Regions from separate parts of the Homo sapiens genome. Here all the other regions are linked to region 1. Evidence: chromatin loops called from intact Hi-C (ENCODE). Cell type or tissue: heart left ventricle. All regions are shown on one strand.

Evidence for each region. A loop is a pair of places that touch in the nucleus more often than their neighbours do. Peaks named below come from ENCODE experiments on the same cell type or tissue, not always from the same donor. Only the 100,000 strongest peaks of a DNase experiment are listed, where the experiment ranks them.
Region 2: a loop joins it to region 1, with 7 times the contacts of the local background. A loop is called at or near these places in 32 of 110 quality-filtered maps.
Region 3: a loop joins it to region 1, with 4 times the contacts of the local background. A loop is called at or near these places in 56 of 110 quality-filtered maps.
Region 4: a loop joins it to region 1, with 4 times the contacts of the local background. A loop is called at or near these places in 24 of 110 quality-filtered maps.

Annotation. Positions count from the first base shown.
Region 1 is chr1:210,308,086-210,316,085 of GRCh38, reverse strand. LOC124904502 (a long non-coding RNA gene) reads right to left here and starts at 4,865. Exons shown (of 2, transcript XR_007066865.1): 1 at 4,680-4,865; 2 at 3,872-4,168. RefSeq lists a silencer at 4,717-4,776 and an enhancer at 3,806-5,005. In heart left ventricle, a CTCF peak has its summit at 4,792 (motif pointing right); a DNase peak (open chromatin) is centred at 4,625; H3K4me3 peaks cover 1,487 bases; H3K27ac peaks cover 1,888 bases.
Region 2 is chr1:210,195,918-210,203,917 of GRCh38, reverse strand. No RefSeq gene overlaps it. Among named protein-coding and RNA genes, the nearest start is that of SERTAD4, 33 kb to the left of the region's middle. In heart left ventricle, a CTCF peak has its summit at 3,625 (motif pointing left); no DNase peak of the experiment used is centred here; H3K27me3 peaks cover 397 bases.
Region 3 is chr1:209,856,807-209,864,806 of GRCh38, reverse strand. It overlaps UTP25 (UTP25 small subunit processome component), which reads right to left. Exons shown (of 12, transcript NM_014388.7): 12 at 7,242-8,000. Among named protein-coding and RNA genes, the nearest start is that of UTP25, 33 kb to the right of the region's middle. In heart left ventricle, a CTCF peak has its summit at 4,329 (motif pointing left); a DNase peak (open chromatin) is centred at 4,286; H3K27me3 peaks cover 3,790 bases.
Region 4 is chr1:210,229,003-210,237,002 of GRCh38, reverse strand. It overlaps SERTAD4 (SERTA domain containing 4), which reads right to left and starts at 4,207. Exons shown (of 4, transcript NM_019605.5): 1 at 3,992-4,207. It overlaps SERTAD4-AS1 (SERTAD4 antisense RNA 1), which reads left to right and starts at 3,118. Exons shown (of 2, transcript NR_024337.2): 1 at 3,118-3,368; 2 at 5,232-5,547. RefSeq lists an enhancer at 3,796-4,329. In heart left ventricle, no CTCF peak of the experiment used is centred here; DNase peaks (open chromatin) are centred at 2,762, 3,212, 3,702 and 4,442; H3K4me3 peaks cover 3,732 bases; H3K27ac peaks cover 3,990 bases.

The DNA.
Region 1 (8,000 bases):
GCACAGTGAGAATTATCCTTGTATGTTCTGGACTGGAATAAACTTAGAAGCAGACAAGTACTCCTAGTGCATTAAATACAGTCTTGCCTGACTCTTGTTTTTGTATTGCTTATTTGGGAAATTTTTCTTATGCTGCATTCAAGTTTTTTGTTTTTTGGTTTTGAGATGAGGTCTCACTCTGTCGCCCAGGCTGGAGTGCAGTAGCACCATCATACCTCACCGCAGCCTTAACCTCCCAGGTTCAAGCACTCCTCCTACCTCAACCACCTGAGTAGCTGGGACCACAGACACATGCCACCAAGCCTGGCTAACCTTGTTTAATTTTTTTAGAGACAGGGTCTCACTATGTTGCCCAGGCTGGTGTCAAACTCCTTGGCTCAAGCAATCCGCCTGACTTAGCCTCCCACAGTACTGGGATTACAGATGTGAGTCGCCACACCCGGCTGCATTCAAGTATTAATAAGGCAATATTAACTTTATGTTTTTAGTTTTTATATTTAATAAGAGCAAGTGTTCTACAAAACTTTGATTCTATTGTGTGGCGGCAGAAGGGAGAAGGAATATACTACATTGCTGTGCAAGACACATTTCTTACTAGGAAGTGTGACATAAAAGAAAGCTGAAAACCTCCAGTCAGTGTCTGCACTCCCCAGAAACCAGCCCCTATAGAGTGTAAATTTCAGAAGGGGAAGAATTTGATCTGTCTTGTTCATCACCTGATCTCCAGTAGCACCTAGAAATGTGCCTAGTACATCTTCAATAAATATTAATATTTGCTGGATAAAGAAGGAACTCACCAAATCAAAGGAGAAAATTCAAGTTTATAGTTATGTTTTGTTTGCATTCTTGAGACACTTTCTCCCTTTTATAGATGTGGGTTTTAGAAAAGATAAAGGGAAGTTACCGTGGTCATTTCCTATGAGGATCTGCAGGTTGCTAATAAGAAGGAAGGACTCCTAATCCCTTCTGGTTGGAAGAAGATGATCTTGAGTTTTAGGCCGTAGAAAGCCCTAGATGGAGAAAGGCTAAGAGCAGCAGGAGGGATGGGTGCAGTTCAAGCTGCAGGCCTGTGCAGCAAGACCATCACTTTTCCAACTTAGTGGAAAGCAGCTTTGCCTTTGAAAGGTTGCTGGACTCTTTCTGAGCTGAGAGAGATGGTCTAGTTTTCATCCCTAATTTTATAGAGGTAGGGCTAGAACAAAAACTAACAGACATGAGAAATGGTCTCTGAATGTAAAGGGCAGAGAAACAGTCAAATTTAGGTTAGCCTTAACTTCCTTTTTATAAAATGGGGATACTATTTGTACCATATCATAGGGATGGTATAAGGATTAACTGAAATAATAAACATGAAATGCTAAGCATCATGCCTGGCCCATAATACATACTGAATCATAATTAGTTACTATTACTATTACCAACAGAATATGTAATGCTTGGTTTTTTATTTTTTATTTATTTATTTATTTATTTATTTATTTATTTTTTTGAGACTAAGTCTTGCTCTGTTGCCCAGGCTGGAGTGCACTGGTGCAATCTCAGTTCACTGCAACCTCCACCTCCCGGGTTCAAGTGATTCTCATGCCTCGGCCTCCCAAGTAGCCAGGATTACAGGTATCTCCTACCATGCCCGGCTAATTTTTGTATTTTTAGTAGAAATGGGGTTTCACTATGCTGGCCAGGTTGGTCTCCAACTCCTGACTTCAAATGATCCACCTACCTCGGCCTCCCAAAGTGCTGGGATTACAGGTGTATTTGGGAATGTTAACTGAGGTTTTTTTCCCTTGTGCTTCTTTATAACCATTACTCTTTTCTTTATCATTCTGTCATATTCCATACACATTGTTCTCAGACAGAAAGTAGATAAAGCTGAGAAGAAAAAATCTGTTGAATGTCTGAATGGATTTATTTTAAACCCATAGTAGAGACAACAGCTTGAGAGGCAGGACTTTCTTTGATTCTGAAAGCTGTGCATTTTGAGAAAGAGCAAAACAAGTGTGTAGCTGCTTCCTAAGTTTTGGTATGGAGCCCAGAGCCCACCCTCTGAACCAAGTAAACCCACTATCAAGGCAATATTTTTTAAACTGTGGGCTGAGACCTCTTGCATCATAAAATTGGTTTATCGGGATAAAACCAGCATTAAAAGAAAGAGAATACAATGGACTAGGAAATCCCAGAGTTTGTTGCCAGGTAATGGCAATGTTGTTTGGTGAAGTTGTTGTTTCATGTGTGATGTGTACGTGTGCTCAGCCGTGATGTAAAATGCATTTTCTATTATAGTCATAGTCAAAGAAATTCGTACATCACCAGAGACTCTCCATAGCAGAGGACACATGTGTCTCTCCTCTCAGAATGTACCAGGGAGAATCATAGTTCCTGGGAGAATTTCCACAACCAGAATGGCATCAGAAGAACAGAGCAACCATGATCCAGGGTGGCCACACAGAAACCCCTTGCATCTTGGCGAGGCTGGGGAAAAATCTGAAAAGTTTCTATGGCCACCAAAAGGGACGCAGAAGAGGCCCTGGACAAGCCAAAAGGATCCAAAGGAGCTGCAGTCTGGACTATAAGGATGTAGGCAAAGGGAGGTGACAGTGGAAACTTGGCCATCAGAAACTAGTGCTGGCTCAGGACAATGAGACCAAGTTGCAAGAGTTACCAATCAGTGGAAACTGTTGTAGACAGAATGTCATGATGGGCCAGACGCTGCTTTTCTCCCCACACCAACATGATGCATGAACCCTGCCCCACAGACACATGCCCCCTGCAGCTGCAGAGACTGAAAAAATGTCGGGGAATAAGGGGAGGGAACTTCTGATTCGCTATTCAAAGACTATGTTTCAATTCTGTTTTAAAACAGAATGGGGCTGGGTGTGGTGGCTCACACCTTTAACCCCAGCACTTTGGGAGGCTGAGGTGAGTGGATTGCTAGAGTCCAGGACTTCAAGACCAGCCTGGGCAACATGCCGAAACCCTGTCTCTACTAAAAATACAAAAATTTAGCCAGGTTTTGTGGTGTGCGCCTGTAGTCTCAGCTACTCGGGAGGCTTAGGAGGGATAATTGTTTGAGCCCAGGAGGCAGAGGTTACAGTGAGCTGAGATCAAGCCACTGTACTCTAGCATGGGTGACAGAGCAAGAGCCTGTCTCAAAAAAAAAAAAAAATCAGAATGGGTCTGATGGTACATTTCAAAAACAAGTTAGATGAAAATAAAAATTTAAAATCAAAATAAAAACAGAATGGGCACCAGGTGCGGTGGCTCACACCTGCAGTCCCCAGCACTTGGGAGGCTGAGGTGGGAGGATTGCTTGAGCCGAGGAGTTTGAGAGCAGTCTGGGAAACAAAGGGAGACTCCTGTCTCTACAAAAAAAATTTAAAAATTATCCAAGTGTGGTGGCATACATCTGTAATCCCAACTACTCGGGAGGCTGAGGCAGGAGGATCCTTTGTGCCCAGGAGGCTACAGTGAGCTATGATCGTGCCACTGCACTCCCGCCTGGGTGACAGAGCAAGATTCCATCTCTGTAAAACAAAAGATAAAAAACAGAAAGGGCTGGATTTATCTTGAATTAGAAAGACCACAGACATTGGAGGTTGAGTTAATGATTTGAGGTCAGTTCTAGGAAAATTAAGTTACATCTTCGAACACCAGGAGCTGTGACTGTATAAAATATCAAAACTGACATGTTATTATTAATGAAGCCTTTGGATTTGGCAACTAGAAAGTCGTGAGCAACCTCCAAAAGTGCAATTTCCGTCATGGTTAGGACAGAAGCCAGATGGGAATGGGGTCAGAACAGAGTGGTCAGAATAAACTGCTCTTTGGAGACACCCGTGAGGAGTGTGGGTGTGGGTGAGTATGGATCGCAGGCTTGAGGGAAAGTTCCGTTTATTTTAAATGGAGAAACCTAATAATTTATAGGCAGACGTTGTAGGCAGATGAGAAAGGCTTACACAGAACTGTCCGTGGGTAAAGGAAGGAGCCAGTGGACATCGGATACATTACTACTCGGATGAAAACTGGTCAAATCCTCAAAGGCAAGGTGCTCGCGGGATGGTAGCAGTCACGGTGGTACTGCAGGGTGGTGTATGGAATGAGAAGAAAGGTGTGTGTCTGATCGTGCTGGTCTTTGACTTCCATCTCTTTCTTGGGCTCAGCACCCCGGGACCTGTGAAGGTTGAAGACCCCGTGGAAAGGTTCCAGAGTCCTTAGGAGCTCCTAGGAGCCTCGTTCAATGTTATGGCTCTTCATTTAAACCCCATTGCCCAGTGGCTGTTGAGTTCTGCCTGCCCCTGTTCTCTGATCACTGCTTGGCTGACCCTTTTCTGTTCTGATCACAACAGTTTATCGTTCTCAAGGGACAATTCTGTAAAGGAACTCGAATGGAGGGTTCAAAACTGAGGCAAGGCATGTTTATGAAACAAGTCTCTCAAAGCCTGACGTTTCCCACGGAACAAGGGCTGTCTGTCCCACCCTGGCACTCATTCCTATCCCCCCGCCCCCGCCCTCCGTGTCAAAGGCTTCTCGGAGAAGGAGACCATGACATCACTTCCTTCGGGTGGTGCAGGGTCGTCTGGCCTCACGCCCACTGCCTTTGGCCGCTGACCCCCGAGGAAGTGAGGCAGCGGCCGGAGCCGGGCACGCCCTGAGCTCGCTCTCCTGTTTTCCCTCTGGCTCACCTCTGGGGGCGGTCCCAGATGCCTTGAGAAGTGGGTTGTCTTCAAAGTATCTCAGTGCCTCCCAGTGCCCTCTGATATTTCCTTTAGAAGTCATGGGGAACTGCAGGGGTGAAGAGACACCACTAGGTGGCTGCACAAGACCTTGTTTGTTTCCATAGGTGCCAGGCTGGCGGCAAAGAGAGATGAGACCCCCCGCCCCCCGCCACTGTGTGTGTGTGTGTGTGTGTGTGTGTGTGTGTGTGTGTGTTCGTGCGCGCGCACGTGGCGGGGGGGGGGGGGGGGGGGGAGGTGCCCAGTGGGGAGAATGGGGAGGCAGAGACAGAAGTTTAAGAAAACCCAATGTTAAAAAAGCCTAAATTTACAAAGCAGGTAAGTTGAAGGGCTATCCTTAATGCCCACAGTGGAAGGAGTGCAGAGCTCCTCCTTATAGGAGAATTCTCTTGATATTTTTAGTCCTTTTTAGTTCATCAGTTATTTAGCAGAGAAACTGAAGTGTTAGCCTACTAACGTTTCTGGCTACTGAAAATGAATCAGAAATGAGAAGGTTGCATGAGATCTGAATTCTTCTAAGAATCAGATTTCTTTGCATCTGATTTGCATTCATTTTCATTCATAATCAGAAATTTGACGAGTTCCTACTACCTGCCACACCCTGGGCTAGGTGCTGAGGAGAGAGCTGTGAACAACACTCTGTACCCTCATGGAACCTAAGTAGAAAAATGCATATACACTGTACATAGAAAAAAAAGGGTACAGTTTCTCCAGCTCTGTCATTCTACGATTCCATGACTATACCCTTCCTTTGCACAGCCCTCACATGAAGCATGGGATAGTAAGACTCAGTTAATCCACCAAAATTAGATGCCACACAGATTTTCTGGAGTAGAGTTGCAGTGTGATTTCCAGCATGTGGTCATTTTACCATCAAAAGTTCCATAAGAAGTGATGCCATGGAATTTCCAAGTCTCTCTTCTTTATCTGTTTATTACCTACTTAGGTCATCTGCCAGTGCCAGGACAATCATCTGAGACAGGGGCCGCTCCTGCGGCAGAAAAAGCGGTGGGCAGGCTGAAGACCACAGGCTGAAATACGCAATTGGAAAATAAGAAAGAAAAGTGATCACAAGTCCTGGACACCAAGAAGATTGTGGAAAAACTCATAATATAAAGGTGTGGCATTTCTAAGCACTGCCAAATTTATTTCTCCAGCCAAGTCAAACATGACACAATGGAAGCCAGCTCCCAGATGCCCCACATGAGAAAGCATAGATTATAGATTCAGTGTGGAAATCACATTTGGGTTTGGGAGGTGGCTGGCTTGATCTGCAAGAGGGTGGGGTATGACTTGCACCCATGTGTGCACATAAGCACATGTGAGAACTAGGAGAATGGGTGTTCATGTGGAATCATGGAACACCAGAGCTGGAACATACTTTCAAACTAATTTAATCCATCCTCTCATTTTATAAATGCAGAAACCAGGCCTGCAAAGGAGAAGGTCTTGCCCAGTATCCCAGAGTCACCATTGACAGAACTAAGACTATATAACTCAATATCTTGATCCCCAGTTCATAATTCCAGTCATTTTATCTCTTCTTAAAGGATCATAGACATGTTTGTTGCCTTTTTCACTTGGATTTACTTGACTTACCTTTACATGTTATGGTGGTTGAATGGTGCCACCATCCCTTTCCCAAAAAAGATACAGAATCTGTGAATATGTCCTTACTTTTAAATTTATTTTTAAATGTTATTTATTTACTTATTTGTTTGAGACAGGGTCTCACTCTATCACCCAGGCTGGAGTGCAGTGGCACAATCATGGCTCACTGCAGCCTCAACCTCCTAGGCTCAGGTGATTCTCCCACCACAGCCTCCTGGGTAGCTGGGACTATAGGTGCACGCCACCACACCTGGCTAATTTTTTGTATTTTTTGTAGAGATGGGGTTTCACCATGTTGCCCAGGCTGGTCTCGAATCCCCTTATTTTTAAAAAGGATCTCTGCAGAGGTAATTAATTAAGGATATTGAGATGAGATTATGTTTTATTAGGATCAGCCTATATCCAATGGCAAGTGTCTTGAGAAGAGAAGAAGAGGAGTGAAAAGGAGAGGAAAGGAAAGGAGAGGAAGGGAGGGGAGAAGAGGAGAGGGGAGGGAAAGGGAGGGGAGAAGAGGGGAGGAAGAAGACACATGGAGAAGAAGACAATGTGAAGACAGAGATTGGGGTGATATATCTACAAACCAAGGAACCCCAAGGATTTCCTGCAGCCACTAGAAGCCAGGAGAGAAGCACGGAACAGCTTTCCCCTCAGTGCCTCCAGAAAGAACAAACTCTGCTAGCACCTTGATTTTGGACGTGTGACTCCAGAACTGTGAGAGAATAAATTTCTGTTGTTTTAAGCTACCAAGTTTTTGGTACTTTGTTACTGCAGCTGTAGGAAACCAATACATTTATATGTCTCAGTTCCTTCAACTGCCTTTGTTCTATTCTTTTGTTACCTTGAAGACGGAAGCATTCTTTGAGCATAGTAGCACATCATGGTTATGAGATGCTGTTGCTATTGGCAGGCGAAAGATTGCTTAGAGATGGTCCTCTTGGAAAAATCTAAACATGTTGTACTCTAAGTGCCACTAACTAAAACCAGCCTTGAGAAGTTCTCAAGACGGGCCTTCCAAATGCCCTAAAGCTGTCTTCATATGACCAAAAGGAGAGCCAATGGGAAAAGAACACAACAGTTTTTCCCCATCCTAGATGTTGAGTGTGGTCATGACTGGCTTTTATTAGAATCGTGTTCTCTCTGGTAATATGAGAGGCTGTTATCAGTATGATTATTTATTTATCATCTAGGTTTTTTTGGTTTTTTGTTTGTTTGTTTGTTTTTTGAGACAAGGTCTCGTTCTGTTGCCCAGGCTGGATTATAGTGGCGCAATCTCGGCTAGCAGAAGCCTTGACCTCTTGGGCTCAAGTAATTCATCCACCTTAGCCTCCTGAGTAGCTGATACTACAGGTGCATGCCATACCTGGCTAATTTTATCATTTTTATAGAGACAGGGTTTGTCCCCAGGTTGCCCAGGCTAGTCTCAAACTCCGGGGTTCAAGCAATCCACCCACCTTGGCCTCCCAAAGTGCTGGGATTACAGGCATTAGCCACCATGCCCAGCCCACCTAGGTCTTTAAATGACTTTGGATGGTGCAGGGGAGTGGGGAGTCACACCTTAAATGAATTTAAAATAGAATTGGAATTATAAGTAATATTATAAGGCAAATCTGTTGCATAATGCATTGTCTTCAAGCATATTTTTCCTTTTCATGTGGTTGT
Region 2 (8,000 bases), 110 kb after region 1:
CACTTATAAGATAATAACCTAAGCTAACCTAAAAATACGGGGAAAGTTTCTCTTCCTTTGGCTAATTATTAAGGATTCAATATGAGAAAAGGCAGCTCACCAAATTTAGCTTGTATAGAAGACTCTCAAAATTGTGGAGTATTCCTTTAGCACAAATCTAAATAAAGCTTTTCTGGTCATATTTATAGGCATGCTCACATTTTTACCTCGCTAATATAGCTGTTAAGAATATGATATCTTTTCAGTTTCCACATCAACTATGAGCATTTTTCATTTACGTTTTCTGGTGTGCATACAGTATAAATTCTGTTACATCACTTTACACCTTTTGTTGTTACTGACGGCAGCACTTGCAAATCATGTTTAATTTTGTTTGCCCAGAATAATGATGAAATGCTAAAAAATATATATTCTATTCACACTTCACACTCTTATAGTAACAGAAGAGTCTTAATGCACTTCTGTCCTCTGAGGTAGCTTGTGGTAAAACAGGAGAAACACTATGAATAATTAAAAATATGATATTTACTCCAGGAGAAAGATAAATCTTTGAAAAATCTCTGCCAGCAGAAAGCTTCACAATCAGGTACCATATCCTTATAAATAAATTGCCAGTCTTTTCAGGTGTCAAGGGATTTCACAGTCAGATATTAATGAGATAAAGATGCTCAACTTGATCATGAAGGGCGGGAAGAATGAGGACCAAGTTGCTTCTTGTTAATTCTTATCATTCTTCATTGTTAGCTAACAAGTAGGTAGCAGATGCCAGCACTGTGCCAAACCTATAGCTATAAAAGGGTAAGGCAGATCCTAGACTGAAGAGTTTATTCTGAAAGACTTGATTTCAAAATATTCAGACTTTAGGCAATTAACTCAGTTTTTCCTCATCATAGAGACAGATCTCTATGTCTTTTATGCAACTGGCCATTTGACCTATTTTTGTTTTTTATATTATTACAGAAAAACTCTATTCTCTAAGTGAGGAATTAAGGTCAATTGAAAGAAAAAAAAGAAGGGGTTTGTTAGTCAATCTGTGCAATCAATGGATATGGTGTTTGGCTGGGATTCAGTAGACCTGGGTTCCAGCTCCACTGTGACATTAACTAATGTGACTCTGGATAAGTCCACCTGCCTGGGGCCTCAGTTTTCTCATGTGCACAACGATGCATTTGAATTTGATAATCTCTAAAATCAACAATAGCTCTAAAACCATTGCTGATTCTTAATGCACCATCAATTTTTAAATTACTTGAAAACAATGTCTAAACCTATATTACATATAATTAAATCCTTGATAATTCAGAATGCATTTCAAAACACTGCATACTTTATAAAGTCATTACTGTGAACAGCCTAGCAAAGTTCTGCTTAAATAGAAGTTTCAGGCTAATGGAATCCTCATTAGATTCGCTTTTACAAGTGTTTTTCACAAATATAAAATTCTAATTGTAATGAAAAATTTACCTTCATTTTAACAAAATAAAACCCAATTCTGTAATTAAGCAGGAAAGAAAGAGATGTAACTCGCTTATACATGGGTTGAGTTGTTCACACAGAGCATTCTGGCATTGTCGACCAGCCCAAACTCTTTCACTAATATGAAATGCAGACTATCCACTGGAGTTTACAAAAAATTTCGACAAAAGAGGATATTTGAGTACAGAGGTGCAATCTCAGCTCACCGCAACCTCCGCCTCCTGGGTTCAAGCAATTCTTCTGCCTTAGACTCCTGAGTAGCTGGGACTACAGGGGTGCACAACCACGCCCTGCTGATTTTTGTATTTTTTTTTGTAGAGATGGATTTTTCCCTTGTTGCCCAGGCTGGTCTCAAACTCTTTGGCCTCCCAAAGTGCTGGGATTACAGGAGTGAGCTACCATGCCCAGCCTTCAGACTTTTAATATAGTCAATTGATTTAGAAGCCAACAAATTAATTTTTAAAAACAGTGAATACAGTTAACCATCTTTAACATGATTACGTGAATTGGAATTTGTGCTATTTGGATAAGGACCAAGTTTATATTTCCTTCCCTCATGTCTTCCTTCCTCTCAGCCTTCCTTCCCCCAAACATTTATTGAGTGGTTATTATACGAGACTCTGTAATCCCCTGATAGTAAAAAACATGCCAAACAAAATCCCTGCCATTAAGGAGGGTCACAATCTATGAGGCAAAACTTGATTAAAAATGGGCCAGGCTTAGTGGCTCACACCCGTAATCTCAGCACTTTCAGAGGCCAAAGGATCTCTTGAGGCCAGGAGTTTGTGACCAGCCTGGGCAACATAGGGAGACCCCATATCTACAAAAAATAAAAAAAATAATTAGCCAGGCATGGTGGTGCATGCCTGTAGTCTTAGCTATTTGACAGGCTGAGGTGAGAGGATCCCTTGAGCCTGGGAGGTCGAGGCTGCAGCGAGCTGTGAGTGTACCACTGCCCTCCGGGCTAAGCAGCAGAGCAAGACTTGTATCAAAAAAATAATGATAATGTGACAATTTAGTGATAAAGATGTATACAAATGTTACTAGAGGAGAATTTACTTATCTTGGCACTGTCTCACACACACGTACACATACACATACACACAGGTTTGTGTAAAATGACCATTCCATATCAAATTTCAAATAAAGCCTTTGAACCATTCTTAAGCATTTTGAAGCACTAGGTTTACATATAAATAGCATCATAACTCATTTGTTATTGAAAGCAGGTATGAAAATTTATATTTTTTAAAATCCCTGTGCTTTTATAGTTGCCATTAGTAGGAGAAATAGGAAAGAAGCAAAACCACATCTAAAAACTATTTTAGATGGAATGGTCATCTGGTTTTGGTGAAAATGAAGAGAGGAGGCTTTTTTCACATATCCTGGCTGGGGTACAAATTAGTGTAACCTTTCTGGAGGGCATTATAGCATAATTTGTCAGAAGGCGTAAAGATGTACATACTCAGATCTAGCAAATTTATGAAAAAACCGAGGAAGAAAGATTCAGCTTTGAGTGCATACACATTTAGGACTATTATGTCTTTTGGGTGAATTGACCCTTTTATCATTATGTAATGTCCTGATTTATTCCCAAGCACTGTGGACAGAGTAGTATTTTGAAAGTCAGTTAGTGGAGGAACACAAATAAATGAAACACCTGTGATAAGAAGTGGAAATCTAGAAAATATATTCATTAACAGTGGAAACAGTTTATTGGATTCTGCTTGAGCCTGAGCAGGTACATGTTAATGATTACATGTATTTGTAGAAATGGCATTCTATTGTTAATAGTCTGAGATGCATGACCTCTAATTAGGCATGAAACAAACAATAGTAAACTTTACACATTTTTCATAATCATATTAGGGGTTTATTGCCATATAAATCGCTTATGTAAAATCTATATGATTTATTACATAATCCCATTAGATACATTTTATTGCTTTCCTGTGGTTTTGTGCTTTGCCTTAATATTATGTTTGAGCACCCCTTGGAGTTTATATTAGAGCATTTAAAAATCATCAGTACTAAATAACCAAGCAGAACGCCTAGTACAAGAGAGAAACAAAGCTACATTGCCATCTTTAGATCAAATCTTCCTTACCTGATTATCTGGATATTCTGATGAGAATTAACTGAGCTCAAGGTTGTGCTGACACCTTGTGTCTAAATATATTTGAGAGAAATTTTGCAAAGTTGAAAGAATTCAAATATAAAACTGAATGTGTAGCTCTATCTACTTCACCATTCCTATGGTTTAAATTATTTTCTTGATTATGCTCGATCACCCATTTCACTTTCCATTTGCTACCATACTATGTGCTATTGTTTGGTGTTGCAATATAAAAAAAATTATGGTCGGTTGGGCGCAGTGGCTCACGCCTGTAATCCTAGCACTTTGGGAGGTCGAGGCAGGTGGATCACCTGAGGTCAGGAGTTCGAGACAAGCCTGGCCAACATGGTGAAACCCCGTCTCTACTAAAAATACAAAATTAGCTGAACATGGTGGTGGGCACCTGTAATCCCAGCCACTCGGGCAGCTGAGGCAGGAGAATCACTTGAACCCAGGAGGCAGAGGTTGCAGTGAGCCGAGATCGCGCCACTGCACTCCAACCTGGGAGACAGATTGAGACTCCATCTCAAAAAAAAAAAAAATTATGTTCCAAGTAATGTAATCATATTATAGCAGTAGATCTTTCTTTTTAAAATCAATATCCCATTGTCTTAGTAAGAAAATCTCTTTAAAACAAAAGGTGTTACTTTTTTGTTTGCGTTTTCTGTCTCTCTTTAATTCATTAACTATTTAGGAAATAACCATTTTAAATGTTTATCTGTTGGTTTAGAAACTCATTGAAAGTAGAAACCACATATTTTATTGTAATTATTTACAAAATTTAGCAAAGTTTTACATGTACATAGTTACTTTCGTAAAAAGGATTTTTTAAAAACCTAATATTTACTGAAAACTTACCATACGCCAGATGCTCATCCATGTATTTTACACACTTTATCCTTAGTAAACAAGATTAATAACACATAGAGCCTTCATGTGCAGGTTCCACTCATCAATCTTCCATCAGGTACCAGAACCTGTATGTACCTTTCTGCCACATTTTGAGCCAGCCCAGAAGGATCAAAGAGGTCTGACCCATCTCTGTTTGAGGTCTTTGACACCATCTAAATCTTTGATGAGGACTCTATTCTCTAAATATTCTTGAAAATTCTTAAGAGTATATATATATATCTGCAACTAGTACTTATCTGTATGTAGAGGGAGAATGACCGGGTCCTTCTGGAAGTTTCACTTTATACCTATTACCCACCTGATACCCTCTTCCAAGATCATTGGTTGTTGGCTGAATTCAGTAGAACCCTGTCAGTGTCTTTGTGTCACTGAATTCATTGATCACGTGGTCATCAATAGCTGATGTGAAGAAAGCTAGAATACTCTCTGTTTTGCTATTCTGAGACAGTTTCCTACAACGAAGTGGCTTGTGCTCTGAAGAATAAGTCTTTAATGGTACAGATCTTTCAGTTCATAATTACATAGATACATTTGCCCCAAGATGGGATCAAGCATCAAGGAAAATTGGTTTGGGATGAATTTCTTTGCCAGCTGTAGGAAACAATAGCCCTTCTGTTAAACTTTAGGTCTTGGTGCTGAGTCTGTCTTGTGGGTTCAAACAAAACTCTACTAGTCAAATGCAGAAAACAGAACCTGTTGTTGCTATTGAGTGCTTGAAAAAAACTCTAGGCTAGTTTAGGAATGACTACAAAATGCACCACAAACTTGCTGCCATTGGACCTCCAGCCTCTGCCATGGTCTAGAAATTGTAGAATCAGGAATCTTTTGTGCTACGTTTTTTGACTCTAGAATCACTCTGCATTGTGACAATCAAGAAGCTACCAGCCAAACTGCAATGCTGCCTGTATTAGTTTTCTGTTGCTATTTACTATGGTTTGAATGTTTTTAATCTCTTCAAAATTTATATATTGAAACTTTATCCTCAATGTGATGGTATGAGAAGGCTTCTGGGAGGTGATTAACTCATGAAGGCTCTCCCTGCATGAATGGGACTAGTGCCCTTATAAAAGAGACCCCAGAGAGCTAGTTGGCTCCTTCTACCATGTAAGGATGCAGTGAGAAGGTGCCATCCTTTAGGATTCAGGCCCTCACCAAATGTTCCCAGTACCTTGATTTGGATTTACCAGTCTCCAGAACTGTGAGAAATAAATTTCTGTTGTCTATAAGTTACCCAGGCTAAGATATTTTGTTATCGCAGCTTTAGCAGACTAAAACGCTATGTAACAAAGTATCACAAACTTAGTGGCTTAAAACAACACCCATTTGTCAAGTCAAGGCACAGCTCAACTGGGTTCTCTGGTCAGGGTCTCACCAGGCTGAAATCAAGGAGTCATCTGGGACAATAATCTCATCTGTGGCTCGAGGTCCTCTTCCAAGCTCCCTGGCTGTTGGCAGAGTTCAGCTCCTTGCAGTTGTAGGGTTGAGGCTCCTGCTTGATTGCTGGCTGTCAACCTGAGCTGTTCTCAGCTCTAGAGGCTCCCTGCCATTCCCTGCCACAACAAGGCAGTTTGTTCCTTCAAGGTCAGCAGGAGAGTGTCTCTCTGACTTCTTTTAGGGACTCACCTGATTATCATGTCAGGCTTACACAGGATAATATCCATAACTTAAAGGCAACTGAAGAAGGACTTCAATTACTTCTGCAACATGCTTCACAGCAGCACCTAGATTAGTGTCTTATTCAATAACTGGGATACGGTGTGTACACCAGGGAAAGGAGATCTTAGAGGTCATCTTAGAATTCTGCCCACCACTGCATAGCACTAAATAGTATACTGCTATTTCAGATGCAAACTGTAGAACCTCTGTCTCTCTCTGCAATGTTGTATACCAGAAAAGGAGATGCCCCATGCCTTGTCTCTCCACTTACTAAACTTGGTTCACACCTCTAAACCCAACTGCAAGAGAGTGGAGGAAATACAGCTTTTAGCTTTAGGTTAAAAGAACCTTTCTCACCTCTGCAGTAATAAAATTAAGTTGAAATTGATGTGGAGCAAACCAATTCTTGCTATCTACAATATCCTTTATGATCAATTAAAGATGGTTGCAAATTCTTTGCTACTTCTCTCATTAAGAGATGAAGTCTAATTTTACTCCCTTTGAATCTGGGCCGGCTATGGTAACTTGTCTGACAAACAGAATGTGGCAGAAGTGACAGTCTAGGACTTCTGAAGCTAAATCATAAGAAGTTTTGCAGCTTCTGCCCAGGCCCCTAGTTACACTCATTCTTGGAGCCCTGAGCTACCAATTTAAAGTCTGACTACCTTGAAGACCTGTTGCGGGAAGTCAGGGACCCTGAATGGAGGGACCAGCTGGAGCAGTAGCAGAGGAACATGAATTATGAAAATGTCATGGACATTTATCAGTTCCCAAATAATACTTATATAATTTCTTATGCTTGTCTTTACTTTAATCTCTTAATCCTGTTATCTTTGTAAGCTGAGAATGTATGTCACCTCAGGACCACTGTGATAATTGTGTTAATTGTACAAATTGATTGTAAAACGTGTGTTTGAACAATATGAAATCAGTGCACCTTGAAAAAGAACAGAATCTAACAGCGATTTTTAGGGAACAAGGGAAGACAACCATAAGGTCTGACGGCCTGCAGGGTCGGGCAAAAAGAGCCATATTTTTCTTCTTGCAGAGAGCCTATAAATGGACGTGCAAGTAGGAGAGATATTGCTAAATTCTTTTCCTAGCAAGGAATATTAATATTAATACCCTGGGAAAGGAATGCATTCCTGGGGGTAGGTCTATAAACGGCTGCTCTGGGAGTGTCTGTCTTACGCGGTTGAGATAAGGACTGAGATACACCCTGGTCTCCTGCAGTACCCTTAGGCTTATTAGGGTAGGGAAAAACTCCACCCTGGTACATTTGTGGTCAGACCGGTTGTCTGCTCTCAAACCCTGTTTTCTGTTGTTTAAGATGTTTATCATGACAAGAAGTGCGCAGCTGAACATAGACCCTTATCAGTAGTTCTGTTTTGCCTTTTGTCCTTTTCCCTCAGAAGCATGTGATCTTTGTTCTGCTTTTTGCCTTTGAAGCATGTGATCTTTGTACCTACTCCCTGTTTTACACCCCCTCCCCTTTTGAAACCCTTAATAAAACTGTGCTGGTCTGAGACTCAGGCAGGCATCACGGTCCTACTGATATGTGATGTCACCCCTGGCAGCCCAGCTGTAAAATTCCTCTCTTTGTACTCTTTATCTTTATTTCTCAGCCAGCCGACACTTATGGAAAATAGAAAGAACCTATGTTGAAATATTGGGGGCGGGTTCCCCCGATAAGGACCATACTATTAGAAACCTCAATATAGCTCATTTCCTGTTCTAGCACCCAGCCATTCAAGTCATAACAGTTGAGGCCCCAGACATTGCAGGGCAGAGGTGAACCGTCTCCATTGTGCAATGCCTGAATTCCAGATCCACGGATTTA
Region 3 (8,000 bases), 450 kb after region 1:
ATTTTTGTATTTTTAGTAGAGATGGGGTTTCACCATGTTGGCCAGGCTGGCCTCGAATTCCTGACCTCAGGTGATCCACCCACCTCGGCCTCCCAAAGTGCTGGGATTACAGGCATGAGTCACCATGCCTGGCCTCATTTATTTCTTTAAAACAGCTGTAATCTGCTCCAAACCTCATCCCTCCTGATTGACCAGAAAGTCAATTTCAGTCATACTTGAGGCTCCCCATTTCAGATTTGTGCAAAAATCCTGGAGGTCTTATAGAGGCTACAGCATTTAGGGAAGGCCTTCTGACCTGGCCTTCAGTTTCTCTGGTCTCTTTTTGTTACAGTAGGTAGCAAAAAGCAGGTAGCTCATGTCTGCTAGTCAGACATGAGCAAGGCAGGATAGGCACCCCTCCACCCCCACCCCCACCACCCACACACACACCAGGAATGTTAGGCAATGATCAGGTGATGGTCAGGTGACTGTTAAACTGTCTTGTTAAAATAATAATTGGTTTCAGCCAGAGCCAGGGGAAGGCTTTCTCCCAATAAACAGAAACACCTGAAACTGGTGATCAGCAGCTTCCTGATCCCAGGAGCTGGGTAAGTGGGCTCAAGTATGCACATTACAAGGCAAAATGGCAAAGCTTAACTGGTATATGACCTTTAGAGACATTTGACTGGCAAGGGAAGAATGTCTCAAGTGAACATGTGTACAATTCCAGTAAACACACTGTGCGTGCTCCCCGCCCCAGCACTAGCAGGCCACTGTGCATGTGGACAGCCCACCCCAAGGGAAGAATCAGGGGATAAGGGACACAAAGCCCCAGAAGTATGCCAGCGTCTAAAACCCCAAGTCAAAAGGTCAAAACTGCACACTTGATCTCTCAAGTCACCTTCTTGGCCCTCTTCCAAGCGTACTTTCCTTCCTTTCATTCCTGCTGTAAAGCTTTTTAATAAACTTTCACTCCTGCTCTAAAACTTGGCTTGGTCTCCTTTTCTGCTTTATGCCCCTCAGCTGAATTCTTTCTTCTGAGGAGGCAAGAATTGAGGTTGCTGCAGACCATTATGGATTCGCTGCCATTAACCTGTTTATCTGTTTATTTTCCAAACTTCTATGAGTGCTTAAAGGGAGCAATGTCATGGCTTTTGTGCCATGCTTGGACAGGAAGGTCTTTGCAATACCCTTCCCTCCTGTTCTAGGAGAAGCCTCAAAACTCTTTTCCTTTGGCTGCTTCTGTCTCCCCCTCCTCCACCCTAGCTTCAATGTCCTCTAATTACATGACACGCCAACAAAGTTCTCTTGGCCTGGAAAATGCTGTTCACCCTTCTCCCAAAGCTCCCCAAGGCAAAGAACACAAGACCTGGTTAACTTTTTGGTAGCAATTTGCAGAAACATTTAGAGCAATAAAAATGGAGCCAAAATTAGTATCTTCACAAGTCACCCTGCTTTGTTTTGATGGAGTGTAGGGAAGCCACTACACTCTCCAAGCCAGATTGCTATCGTGGAACAGCTGGAATTCTGTCACAGATGGGGCAAGAAGAACTCAGCTGGCATTTCCTCTGAGTTCAGGTTCCTGTGGGGAACAAACACAGCTCTACAGATGATGGCTGCTGGCTTCGATTCCTTTCCGTGCCCAAGACTCTCAAGCAGCTTTTTTCGACCCGGGAGTTAAGTCAGTACAGCCAGATTTAGCTTTCTCCGCAGGTTTCATAACAGATAGAACAAAACCGGGATATCTCCCTGCCCACCCACAGGGGATGGGAAGAACTCTGTGACAGGTGTTCCACAGCCATTCGCCTCCTGTTGACACCTCCTCACCCTGTGGCTGGAGGTGGAAAGGGAAACAAAAAACGTGAATTCCAGGGTGCAGGGCAGCCACTTTCTGAGAAATGATTAGGACCCCAGAGAGGAGGAGTGCTCAGACTCTGAGCATCTCATTAAAAAGGATCAGTCTGCTACTGTGGTGCTGGAGCTGGGGTGATGCGGGTGGCTGACGGCTCACTGCGGGCAGTGAGGGGCGGGTGACCATACTCAGACTCTGCATGTCCTTCATATGCAAAATGCCTTCATTTAAGTGGCTCCCAGAAATCCAGCCTTTTGCAGGAAGGCTTCTAAAGCCTTTTAGGAAAAAAACAAACAAAAGAACTAGTATCCCTCCTGCTAGATTTAGATTTTCCCGCCTATCAGTCTTCATCCCTGCCTCTATGACAGACAGGCACACACACCACACACAGTCATGAGCACATGGGTGTGTGCACACACAAACACATACACATCCCAGGGGAATGGTTCATTTTGTTTGGAAGTTTGTTCCTTTGTCCCCATCTGGAGGTACCAGGATGCCTGTCCCCTTTCTCCTCACTCTCGGATTTGCCACTCGCAAACCAAGGTATCAGGTAGTTCTTTGGGGTTACAGTGTCAGTTTTCCTCTTCAGTATATTCGTGGAGCTTTGCTTGAGGGTGGGACAAAGGTGTGCAGAATGAAACAATGAGTAAGATATGAGTGAATGTCCTCAGCCTCGCAGGTGGATTTAGACAACCAGTGGGAAAGTCTAGAGGAGGGCACGATTAAAGTTCATAGCGAGCTGTGATGATTTCACAGAGATTATCATTTGAAGGGGGCCTTGAGAGAGGAGAAGTTCAGCAGGGGAGGAGTAGTGATTGGGCATTCTGGACAAAGGAAACAGGATGGTCAAAGATCTCTATTACCTGACCCTGTTTTATTCTCTTCCAACATTTAGCACCATCTGAAATTGTACTTTTATCTAGCCTCTAATTCTTTCTTTTCTGTCTACACTATGCACTCTAACTCTATGAGTGCAGGAAATATGTGTGCCTCATTCATTGCTGTGTCCTAAGTGCCTAAAATAATTTCTAGCACATCGTGGGTGCTCAGTACATATTCACAGAATGGATAAATCAATGCTCAGACCAAGGAAAAGGGAGAGAAGGAGACTCTTTTTCTTTTCTAATGTATGTGGTTTCATTTCATCCTTACAATACCACTCAAGAAAGACATAATCATCTCTACCTTACAAATAAGGAAACTGAGGTAAGCAAAGGTAACTTACTGGGAGTAAAAGGTAAAGCTGAGATTAAAAGCCTAGTTTATCAGTTTGTAAAGTGTAGATTATGCCATGAAGACTAATGAAGGTCTGAACTAAGCAAAGCTGTGGGAAGGAAGTTAGAGAGGTGAGCTCACGTTTGAGGCAGTGGGTTGATAAAACTGACAAGACTCGGACACAGATGGAAAGGGAGAAATTCCCTTGCAGACTCATCTCCATCTGAGTGGCTGGTCCTGACCTCCCTCTCCACTGGATTCAATCACATGGGGATTCAGAAAAAAACATGTGGCATTGGCCACTAGCCAGTTGTTTAACTTTGGGAGACCTGCCCAATTTCTCTAAGCATGTTTTTCCCCTGCTATATGGTGATAAGCAATCAGCTGGCTTTTAAGGGTTGTTGTGAGATGACTGATGTACATCAAGCACCCACAACAGTGCCTGGCCCACAGTAGGTGTTCCATAAATATTAATTCACCTATCTTTCCCCATGATTTCCTGATGTCTTTTGGCATGGGAAGTACTGTTCCCAAGAGGAGGACCAAAGGGCAAGTGTGAGGACATCCACCCTGGCCTAGGTACGGGAGTGGATAGTCTCAAGAAGGAAGGAAGTGACAACCTAGGCCTGGGGGCAGTGGATGGAAAAGAAGTTAGGGAAGTACCCAGTAGAGAAAATCTCCCCGTCTCTGAGAAAAACTCTAACCCCTCTGGAAAAAGGTTAGACAAGAAACCACAATTCTAAAGGGATTATGGTCAATCTCTTCTCTGCAGAAAGGTGTAGCCAGAGTGTGGTGATGGGGAGCCAGGGGGCTGTTGGGCTTGGGCCTCATATATGTAAATTTGGTTGTGAATTGGGTTATGAATAACCAAATGAAGCTACTCACAGTTATTATCATTTAGAGTTTGTTAAGTTAGTTTTTAAGAAATTAGTTGTGAGTTTAAATATGCCATAGAACCTATTGGAGATTTTCCATTTCTTAAAAGGTAATGTTCACTATTCCATAAAATTATTTCCTGAAATAAATACACGATTATGAAATCATTTTAATGTGTTAACTTATAAACAAATTCTATCACAGTTGTTTGTAACTCTTTGAATTTCTTAATTTCCTATGTATTTAAATTGTTAAATAAAATAAAATAAAAAAAAGAGGCCTAGGTCTCTGTCTTCTCCAGCTCTGAGAGCTGCCAGGCACAAGCCCCACAGCCCAAGGCCGGCACCCGAGGGGAGGTGCAGATCTCCTTACTGTACTTGTTTACAGCGCCACCTGGTGTTCCTAACGCATAAGCGCCCTCACCCCTAAGAGTTGGAATTTGCTAAGTAAAAAAGATCCCTACAGCTGTTTTTCTGAACCATTCTCTCTCAAAATCTCTTTTCTTTCCTTTGAAGAGTATGAGGCATATAAGTAAGAATAATACAAAATAACAGTTAATTTTCTAAAATTTTACTAATCTTTGTAACGTGGAAAAGAAGGTCTGGTCTTGTTCTAAGTGCCCTGCATGGATTAAGTAACTTAGTTATTGTAACTCTGAAGACAGGTATTATGATGACCATCCCCATTTTACAGATAGCAACTGAGGTACAGAGAGTTTAAGGAATTTGCCAAAAGTTACGCAGCTAGAAAATATTAAAGCAAAGATTTGAACCTAGGCAGCTTGGCTTCAGTACTCACGCATTCTTATGCTGCTTCTCTGTGCATGCGTGTGTTTCAAGAAAAAAAAATTAATTTTTATTTGTACTGACACTAAGAATTTAATCTCTCTGGGCAAACCTCAATGGACCAAGGATAAACGGGGCAGCAAAGGAGTGAAAAATATGCCTTAAATGATCCTGACATATGAGACGTTATGCTTTTCAGGTTGCTTGAATTCTCCTTCAGAATGTCACTTGGTGGTGGCCGCGCGCGGTGGCTCACGCCTGTAAGTAATCGCAGCACTTTGGGAGGCCGAGGCGGGAGGATCACGAGGTCAGGAGATTGAGACCATCCTGGCTAACACGGTGAAACCCCGTCTCTACTAAAAATACAAAAAAAAAAAAATTAGCCGGGCGTGGTGGCGGGCGCCTGTAGTCCCAGCTACTCGGGAGGCCAAGGCAGGAGAATGGCCTGAACCTGGGAGGCAGAGCTTGCAGTGAGCCGAGATCGCACCACTGCACTCCAACCTGGGCGACAGAGACTTGGCATCCAGAAGGATGGCACACAAACAACTCAATTAATGTTTATAACAACCCTCCCCAAGAAAATATTATCATCTCCCTTAGTCCTTTTTTTTTTTTTTTTTTTTTTTGAGACACAGTCTTCCTCTGTTGCTCAGGCTGGAGTGCAGTGGCATGGTCTTCTTGGCTCACTGCAACCTCTGCCTCCCGGGTTCAAAAGATTCTTGTGCTTCAACCAACCAAGAAGCTGGAATTACAGGCGCCCACCACCACACCCAGCTAATTTCAGTATTTTTAGTAGAGATGGGGTTTTGCCATGTTGGCCAGGCTGGTCTTGAACTCCTGACCTCAAGGAATCCACCCACCTCAGCCTCCAAAGTCCTGGGTGAGAGGTGAGAGCGTGCTGGCAGCCCTCGCAGCCCTTACTCACTCTGGGCGCCTCCTCGGCCTTGGCGCCCACTCTGGCCGCGCTTGAGGAGCCCTTCAGCCCACCGCTGCACTGTGGGAGCTCCTTTCTGGGCTGGCTGAGGCCGGAGCTGGCTCGCTCAGCTTGCCGGGAGGTGTGGAGGGAGCGGCGCGGGCGGGAACCGGGGCTGCGTGCCGCACTTGCGGGCCAGCGCGAGTTCCGGGTGGGCGTGGGCTCAGCTGGCCCCGCACTTGCAGCGGCCGGCTGGCGCCGCCGCCCCGGGCAGTGAGGGGCTTAGCACCCAGGCCAGGAGCTGCGGAGGGTGCCCTGGGTCCCCCAGCAGTGCCGGCCCGCTGGCGCTGCGCTCAAATTCTTGGGCCTCAGCTGCCTCCTCGCGGGGCAGGACTCGGAACTTACAGCTGGCCATGCCTGAGCCGCCTCCCCCACCCCCGCCGTGGGCTCCTGCGCTGCCCAAGCCTCCCCGAGGAGCTCCGGCCCCTGCTCCAGGGCGCCTGGTCCCATCTACTGCCCAAGGGCTGAGGAGTGCAGGCACACGCTGCAGGACTGGCAGGCAGCTCCACCTGCGGCCCCGCTGCGGTATCCACTAGGTGAAGCCAGCTGGGCTCCTGAGTCTAGTGGGGAACTTGGAGAACCTTTATGTCTAGCTAAGGGATTGTAAATACACCAATCAGCACTCTGTATCTAGCTCAAGGTTTGTGAACACACCAATCAGCACCCTGTGTCTACCTCAGGGTTTGTGGATGCACTAATGGGCACTCTGTATCTAGCTAATCTGATGGGGACTTGGAGACTCTTTATGTCTAGCTAAGGGATTGTGAATACACCAATCAGCACTCCGTATCTAGCTAATCTAGTGGGGACTTGGAGAACTTCTGTGTCTAGCTTAGGGATTGTAAACGCACCAATCAACACCCTGTCAAAACGGACCAATCAGCTCTTTGTAAAACAGACCAATCGGCTCTCTGTAAAATGGACCAATCAGCAGGATGTGGGTGGGGCCAGATAAGAGAATAAAAGCAGGCTGCTGGAGCCAGCAGTGGCATCTCCTCGTACTCTGTCCTGGTGTGGAATCTTTGTTCTTCACTTCTTTGGGTGCATGCTGCTTTTGTGAGCTGTAACACCGCGAAGGTCTGCAGCTTCACTCTTGAAGCCAGTGAGACCAGGAACCCACCAGAAGGAAGAAAGTCCAAACGCATCCGAACTTCAGAAGGAACAGACTCTAGACACGCAGCCTTTAAGACCTGTGACACTCACGGCGAGGGTCCGCGGCTTTATTCTTGAAGTTAGTGAGACCAAGAACCTACCAATTCCGGACACACTGGATTTACAGGTGTGAGCCATCCCTTAGTCCTTTTAAGAGTTCAACAATTAGGATTGCTTCATTAAAAAGGGTAATAATAACTACTATTTATTGAGTGCTTTTATTGTTTTGTTTTTAGAGAAGTAATTATCTAGTAAAAACAGTGTAGGTTTTCAGGATTGTGCTGCCTGTGTGGAAATCGGGAAAAATAAGGATGCTTACCTTAAACGGGTGTGAGGGATTAACTGATGTAATACATGCAAAGAGCTTGGAAGAGTTGCTGGCGCTTAATCAGTACTCCAAAAAATGTTACCTTCAAAACCACCTTTTAATGCAAAAGCATATATATACATACACACACATTGTTGGTTATTATTCATGCAGAAAACAATCTGGGAGGAAACATAAGACATTAATAATGATCACCAAATAGATGTAGTTTGATTTTTGTTTTTCACTATTTCACTTGTATTTGTGGAATGGGCATGGGTTGCTTTTTTAATAAGATTAAAAGAATAACTTTTCAGGAAAAAAAAAAGTTTAAGGAAGTAAGGATGATTGGCCTGGAGAAGCAAGTTTCATAGGAGACATGGTAGATGTATTCCAATAGTTGAGCCTTAAGTGGGGAAAAAAAAAATTTGTACCGTACAGCTTCAGAAACAGGACTGATGGATAAAAGTTTCACAGTGTTTCTAACAATCAGAGATGATTAGAAAAGCCACAATGAGCACCCCATCCTTGAAGGAATTCAAGCAGAAGCTGGAGGCCACCTCTTAGGGATGACCTATAGGTAATTCACGGATCAAGTGGCAGATTAGATCACAAGACCTGTAAGTTTCTATCGAATTGGGGATTCTGACTTATTTCCTATTTGACCTAATTTAGCTTTGACATACACTAGAAGAGATGAGAAACAGGTGGTCATCAGCCTTCAGAGAGCTGAAGTCTGTTCTCTTGCTAATTATTTTTCTGCAACGATCACTGTTTCTATAAATCTTATGAGAAGACACTTGTGTTCCCTCGTTCTATGGATCCAGTGTGGAATGGACACGTCAGAACTGCTAGCAG
Region 4 (8,000 bases), 79 kb after region 1:
TGAGGCTTCCTGGGCCCCTCGATAGCTCAGGCAGTGAGGCCGCTTTCATGGGGGCTCTGTGTCTTCACTTGGCCCTTTGCAGGTCTCGAGGTAGGGTCAAGAGTAAGTTCAAGGGAGAGGAGAGTCTGATATGAAGGTAAAAAGACCTAGCAGCCATAGACCAGTGGTGACAGTAGCGCAACCTCAGTGCCTCCTTAACTGCCAATCCCTTTAGGAGACTCAAGCCCCCACTATCTCATTCTGTGGTTTCAAGAACTGTCACACAAGTGACGTCAGGCTTTCTGAAGATTGATTGTCTTTCAAACATAAACTAAGGGCCCAGTTCTTGCTTTCTTTTCCAAATTATACAGCTTGTAATGTTTCTGGGAAAGAGTGAATCTACCATTGTCTCGTGGGAGACTATTATTACCTACATGCTATAACAAGGGTCCACTTCCAAGGAAAAAGAGGAAAAACACCAGGGTAAGGCGAAATAGCATCATTAAAGTGACAATGTCCTTCTGGCTAAAAGAGCAGCTCTTGGCAGCAATGACTCTACCTTTCACCCAGTCTTCTCTCTGAGGTCTCAAATTCTGTCCCAACCACACTGAATAATGAAGCAAGATCTTTTGACAGACAGGGAAGGTGTACAGGTCAGTGGAGAGAATTAGGACTCAGCTGGTTTGGGCTGCTACAACACCTCCCCGTTCTCTTTTAAGATGCCCTCCAAAGAGACATCAGTACGGACTTATTAGTAAACCTTAAAACAAGTGGGCAAAAGAAAGGTTCGATTAAATCTTTACAAAGAAACGATGGGACATGTCATTTATTTTTCTCTTTGAGTCATCAACAAAGAAATTTAGCCTACATTGATTTAACAAATTAAGTCCTTCTGTCTATCATTTCTCAAACTCCTCATCCAAGTAGGGTATCAAACTTCATGATGATTTATTCCCTGGAAGACTCTCATGAAATTGTCCAGTTTCTTCACCTATTCTAAGAGACAATCATATCAGGAAATACTATTGCCAAGAGCACATGAATTACAGCTTTTCAACAGTCAGCAGCCCTTTCTTATTGAGAGAATCAACATTTTCTAGTTTGAAGTTTACACTCACTTTTGTGTTAGATCATGGGAATAAGATGCAAGCCTTTTGCCTATGCAGACTTTTATTTCATGTAAACAAAAGCAGGTTGTCAAACTCATGCCCCTTAAGAAAGAAAAACATTTGCAGGCTCCTGGCAGCAATTACTTTTGTTTAACAGGACATTATATGGGCCCTGTGCTGTTTTATGTTTGTCAGAGTTTGTTTATATTTTAATAACTTTTTGGTAGTACCTTTTTTGGTTGTGAGGAATTTCAGCGTTTCTATTTGTTAGCATTATTTCCAGCATATCCTATTATGCACGTGAACTTGAAACATGGCATAACAGTATTTATCTTGGCTATTATTTTGTTCACAATATCTAATTTTACTAAGTTTTTCTTTTTTAAATTGAGAACTGTTACACACAAAACCCTAAACTAGAGAGGCTGAGTTCTGCAAGTGATTTATGTAAATCTGAATAAAACATGAATGAGTTGGGATTATTTGGGAGCGGGGAGGAGATTTTGCAATTGAGTCTTCCTAGTCTATTTAAAACTTACACTGGATGTTAACAAATTAAGAAGGCAAGTTGAATGTTCACGAAAAATTGGACAGGGCAGCGTTAAGCACAAATGCTTAACGTGAATCTTTCTTCGTATTATATGTAGAGATCTAAACTGTCATAATTCTCTGTCTGATAAGATTTATAATTCTGCTACTGACGTCAGCAATTCAAGTCCACAAATTCGTGTTCTATTAATATTAAATAAAGAAAAGGATATACATTATGGCAAAATTTATTTTCTAAGATCAGAGGTGATGGATTCAACAGGAGGGTGTTAGAGTGTGTTTTGTCTATGCATGGGTTTAAAAGATAAGAAAAAAAAAAGCCCTAACCCTTCATCCTCAGGCTCCTGAATGTCTGTTTTGACACCCAGGTGGATGTAGTGGAATGACACTTCCAGCATCCCCAGAAGACTGAGGGCTAGAATGCCAAGCTTTTCCAGCAAATGTTCGTAGTAAAGTTACCAGGCATTTCTATACAATTTGTTTTTTTCCAGATGAGTTGGGCTTGTTCTTTCCTAGAAGCAATTATGATGCTAATAGGAGTGGCTGGCACACAAAACAGGGTAGCTATGAATTCAGCGGCACCTTGAATCTAACAAGGGGCTCCAGGTCATTCTTTGCTCACTTCTTCTTCCATCTGTCATTGAAAATTGGAGAGCATTTGATTAAGATCATTATAGCAGTTAGCAGTCTGATTCCAGCACTGGAAAGCAGGGAAGTAAAGGGCTATTTCCACCCCCGATCGATGCTGCCAGTTTTAAATGGCATCAAGCCCCTGACCTCCACATTGTCCCAAAATGATCTCAATAGCTTGTCCGGCTCCTGGTGGTGGTAGTGGAAGGGACTGGATGGGCGGAACAAAATTCTTCAACCCTTCTAAACAAACAGATGTCGCTTTTCTGCCGTTCCTGCAGTACACCTGTCTGCCCTGGGAAGTACATTTCTCAGCTGCAGCCCCGCGAGGCCAAGAGCTTGAAGCTGGGTCCTGTGGTTGGGGCTGCAGGTGCTGGGCCTAAAGAGCACGAAGGGGTGCTCCGATGCCCGAGCCCTGGTGCCCAAGGTGTGTGTGTGTGTGGCGGTTGCGGGGGTGGGGTCCGAGGTTTGGAGGGCCGACCTCTTGAAGGCGGGCGGCAGCCACCAACCACATCCTGGCTCCCGCACAGACACACCCCCGGGGTGTCGGTGCCGCAGCCCTCAGCCCCTCCCCGGGTAGCCAGCAGCGCCCGGTCGGCCGCTGGCCGCAGGAGAAAGTAAACAACACCCCAAGTGTCCGGGAACAAAGGCAAGTTGTCTTTCTACGGTGCCGCAGCCGTGTGCCTCTTCTGAAGAATAAGAGCTATTATTATTCTTTATGTCTTATCCTTTTTTTTTTTTAAAAAAAAAACCAAGTTTCCTTCTAAGGGAAATAAACACCAAAGGTAGGATTCCAAGGAAATGACTCACAGCGGCTGGCAGGGCTCTGGCGGGGCTGGCCCGGGCCCCCGCGCTCCAGCCCGCAGCAGATGTCGGCCCGGCCTTCCCTCCCTCCCTTGCCGGCCAAACCCGCTGGAAGCCCGCGGTTGCGGGAGCGCCCTGCGCCCGTGGGACCTGGCGGCGAGGACGCCTATTCCCTGCTTCTGCGACCACAGCTGGGCACTCGGAAAGTTGCTAGGGCCGAAGAGGCGGGAGGGGAGGAAGGGAAGCGAGAGGCGGAGGCGTGGACCAGGCGGGCAGCAGCCTCAGCCCGCCGAGGAGGTGAGCTGAGGACAGAGGAGCCGCCGCCGCCCGCAGCGCAGCTCTGCTGCCTGGGAGGAGGGTGCGGGGGCGGAGGTGGCGGGGGACAGAAGGTGTCAGCTACTGCATCAATTCCTTTTTCTTGCAAACGCGCGCTCCTGACATCCACAATCCCTCTCTCCCCACCTGCCAAGCGCCGCGGCATCCGGACCTGGGGGCACCCCTCCTACTTAACCCCTTCCCCTACGATGAGGGACTAAGCGGCCACGGAGGACCATGAGGTCTCACCAGAGCTTCTGACCCCACCCGCCCCTGGAGTTGTCTCGGTGCGCGCGGGTGGCAGCCCGAGCAGCCCTAGAGGAGGCGGCGGTTCCCGCCCTGGTGAAGGCGCCGCGGCGCACGCTAGCCCAGGGAAAAGCCCGCGCCGCCTCCGCGCCCAGCTGTGCCTTGGCCCCCACGCCGCCCCGACTCCGCTCCGGCCGCTGCGAGTCCACTCGGTGACCTCGGCACAGCCCTGGTGCCAAGAGGGCGCGCGGGAGGCCGCGTGGGTGCCCGTCTGCGAGGGCAGGAGCCCCGGGGGGCCCTCGCCCTCCACCCTGCCCGGCCCTCCCGCCCCCGCGGCCCGCGCCCAGCCCGGCTCTTACCGCGGGGTCAGCGGGGAGGCGGCGGCCGCAGCGCTTGAGCTGCTGCTGGTCCGCTCTGGGCTCGGCGCCAGCCCGGCCGCCGGTGCACACTCGCGGGTCCCGGCCCGGCCGCCCGCTCGGCGGTGACTGCGGGTGCGCGGCGGGCAAGGGTCCCGGCAGGTCCCGCCGCCGCGACTGGGGCGCTGCGCCGCCGTCGCTGCAGACGGTTATGGTAATGAGCGGCTCTGTCTAGCGAGGAGCGTGTGAAACCCGTCAATCCTGTTTGCCATTTCCCCGTGGATTTCCGAGGAGAGGTTCTGCAGGATGCCCCCAGGGTGAGAGAGGGAACATGACAAGCGCGCCCGCTCTCCCTCCCTCCCTCTGCTCAGGCCGCCGCCGCCGCTCCTCAGGCTGCACACGGGGCGCCTTTCCCGCACCCCCACCCCAGCCCGCCCCCTGCCTCCTTCCCTGCTTCCCGCCCTCCCTCCTCCTTTTCCTCCCCTCCCCTCCCGGTGCCCGGGGACACGCGGGCCCAGCTCCAGCCCGCAGCCCAGACCCCACGCGCTCTCGGGCTCCCGCCCTAGCCCTGGGGGCTTGGCTCCAGCCGAATAATGTATTCACTCTGGAACCTTCCGAGATATCTTGTCTTTTTAAATTTGGTTTAGTTTTGTTGTTGTTGTGTGTGCGTGTGATTAAAAAAAAAATCTGTGCCTTTCCCACCCTTTGCAAAAGACTTTCTTCTCCTTTGCCACAGCAAACGGAGATGAGAAACAGATGTCTTTGCAGGACCAAACAGTTATTCTCCCTCGCCGCCCGCCCCCGCCCGTTTCCCTCCTGAGCTGCGTACGTATTAAAAAAAAAAAAAAAAGCAACCTTGGTCCTGCTGCAACTTGAATTGGCAACCCTTTCTGGGTGGGGAGCCTCCAGGGAAAACCTCCAGGAAATAAAAAGTAATACAAGAGATTGTCCTTGCTCAAGAGAATGTAATTTAAGCCTTGGAATCAGAATATTTTGCAAATAGTAATTTTCTCCTATAGTGGCCTCAGAGTTTATTTTTTAAAATCATTAATTCATAACTTCTGTCTAGGGACCCCTCCATAGTCGAGATGGGTCATTTCAGGTGTAATGAAGGCAGAGGCTTGGAAGGCATAGACCTAATAAAATCGGGAGAAGGCACCTGCACAAAAGTGTTACAAAGACTATAATGTTTGTTTACTGCCACTATACCAGATGTGCTAAATATAACACTTCTTTAAAACAGTGATCCTCCGACTGTGAAAAACCAGACCTCTGGCTGCCTGGCTCCCTAGGAATCAAGAAGACGCACAGACTGAAAATCAAGGGAGGAAGGAACAAGATCAAGGATGAGGATTAGCATCTGCAAATTGAACTCTATCTAATTTGCATGTTTATTTCTTAGAATTGTAATTAAATTTGTGTAATAAATGTTTTCCATTTCATTTGTACACTTAAAACTTGGGTGACTGACATGCAGTTAAGTGAATTTCCTTTTTTTAAAAGCAAATGTAGATTATTCAATAAAGCAGCAAACCAATATTAAACATAATTAGAACTAATTTGTTTTGAAGGTGTTTTTGTTGAACTTTGTACATTAAAGACTCTCAGAGGTTTTAAGGGTATTAGGAAGCTGAGAGATGGCAATTATGCTTAAAACAGATGAACCCAACAGCCTACCAAGAGCATTATTTCATTTTTTCCAAAAGACATTCCAGGGTTGCATGCCTAAAATTGGGAATTGGGCATCCATCTTGGCTTTATTCTGAACCATATTAAATTGCATTGGCTCATGCATGATGTGGGCCATTATGATGATAATTTAAGAATTGTAAAGATGCCATTTTGTGCAGTCAATGGAAGTTGCATGTCCAGGTTAAGAGTAGAGTATAATTTTCATCTGGGTGGGAGAGGAGGGTTAGGAAAGGCACAAGGGCATTTAAAGCAGTGCAAGTACGTAGAAATCCAAATTTCCAAATAATCTAAAACTGGTTATTGTCAAACTCAAAAGAACTAAATGTGAGGGTTTGGAGGCATGGCTTATTATGGTTTTTATCTCCCTATATTAAAGTTTTATGGCATTTAAAGGACTATGGGTAAATCCCCATGTACACTTGGCTGTGTGAAAATACATAAAATCAAAAGGAGCAAATTAAGCATAAAATTGAGAAATAACATGAGACTAAGTTATCAGCATGGGTGCACTGGCATCTTTGGAGCTTTGGCTCGGAGAAATGAGCCTTCTGGGAAACTGGCATTGCCCTTGGGTGGAGAAGACTCTTGGCTTTAATGTTACAACAAAATGGTATCACAAGTATCAAATCATTGTACTTCACAGCATCCTTGCAGTTCTGAGTATGAACTAGACCCTGTCCTCATCAGATACATTAGGTTAGCATGTTTTACTGACAGCTTTCCCTGCCCTACCTTTAATCCTAAGCTTAATGTTTTTTGAGATTCAATACCCAACTGTTGACAACATGAACCTGTGTCTACAAGTACAAGAGGCAGACAAATGTCTATGGAATGAGAAACCTCATTACAAATTTAAGGTGACTATGTGGTAGCTATGGCATGAAAAAAGAACCAACTATAAATCAATAATGAAAAATTTGGAATGAGTAATTGTTATTTATAATGAGGTACAATATTTAATTGACAACTATGATGTCATCATTTTGGGGTGTGTGTGTGTGTGTATGTGTGTGTGTGTGTGAGAAGCTCCAAATAGAAGTTTGATTATAAAACTTATAATACTTTGAGCTGCAAATTTACTGAAGGCAGTGGTTGTTTTCCTTTGTTTAACAAAGAGACTTTCAGACTTAAAATTGCTGAAACCCATTTCACAAAACCTTTTTGTCATTTGTCTGATAGGGGGATTTCACAAGTAAAATTTGACTTATTCAGATTGTTGTGGACACAATACCCACTTGGATTAATTGAAAGTTAAAATTACTGGCTTAAAAAAATAGACCATTTTTGGCTGGGTACGGTGGCTCACGCCTATAATCCCAGCACTTTGGGAGGCCAAGGCGGGTGGATCACCTGAGGTCAGGAGTTTGAGACCAGCCTGACCAACACGGCGAAACCCCGCCTCTACTAAAAATACAAAAAATTAGCTGAGCATGGTGGCAGGCGCCTGTAATCCAGCTACTCAGGAGGCTGAGGCAGGAGAATAGCTTGAACCCAGGAGGCAGAGGTTGCAGTGAGCCAAGATCGCACCACTGCACTCCAGCCTGGGTGCAACAGAGCAAGAATCCATCAAAAAAACAAACAGCAACAATAAAAAAAAAAAAAACATTTTTTTAATGGCAAAAAGAAGCATCTGCACCCAATTCCTCTTCTATTCTCAAACCTTTTCCACTGAGGCTTTCTTATCCGATCACTCCATTGAAACTGTTCTGGTCAATGTCACCACTGACCTCCACGTTGTTAAATCCAAAGGCCATTTTGCATCTAACTTGACCCTTAAGCAGCATTTGACCCAGTTGCCCACTCCCTCCTCCTTTAAACGCCTTTATCTTGGCTCCTGGGACAACACATCCACCTGATTTGCCTCCTGCCTCACTGGTTGTTCCTCTCAGTCTCCTTTGCTGGTTCCCCCTCTTATCTAGGACCTCTGGATGTTGGGTTGCCTCAAGCTCAGTCCTTGCACCTTGTCTCTTCTCTACAGTCACTCTCTTGTGGATCTCATCTAGTCTCTTCCCTTCAAAACTCTCTATATTCTGATGACTCCCAAATTCATATCTGTAGCCAAGACTCTCTTCTGACTTCCAGACTCTGTGTAGATGCCTAATGGGTATCACAAGCTTTACAGACCCAAAACTCAACCCCTATTATCTCTGCTTTCCCAACCTATGCCACCTTTAATAGTCTCCTTCAATAAACAACAGTATTTTTCTACTTGCTCTGACAAAACTCCTTAGAGTCATCATTGATTTTTTTTACTTCATCTCCTTTATCTAATATATCAGAAAGTCCTTGAGAGGCTACCTTTAAATTTTTTCTTGACTCG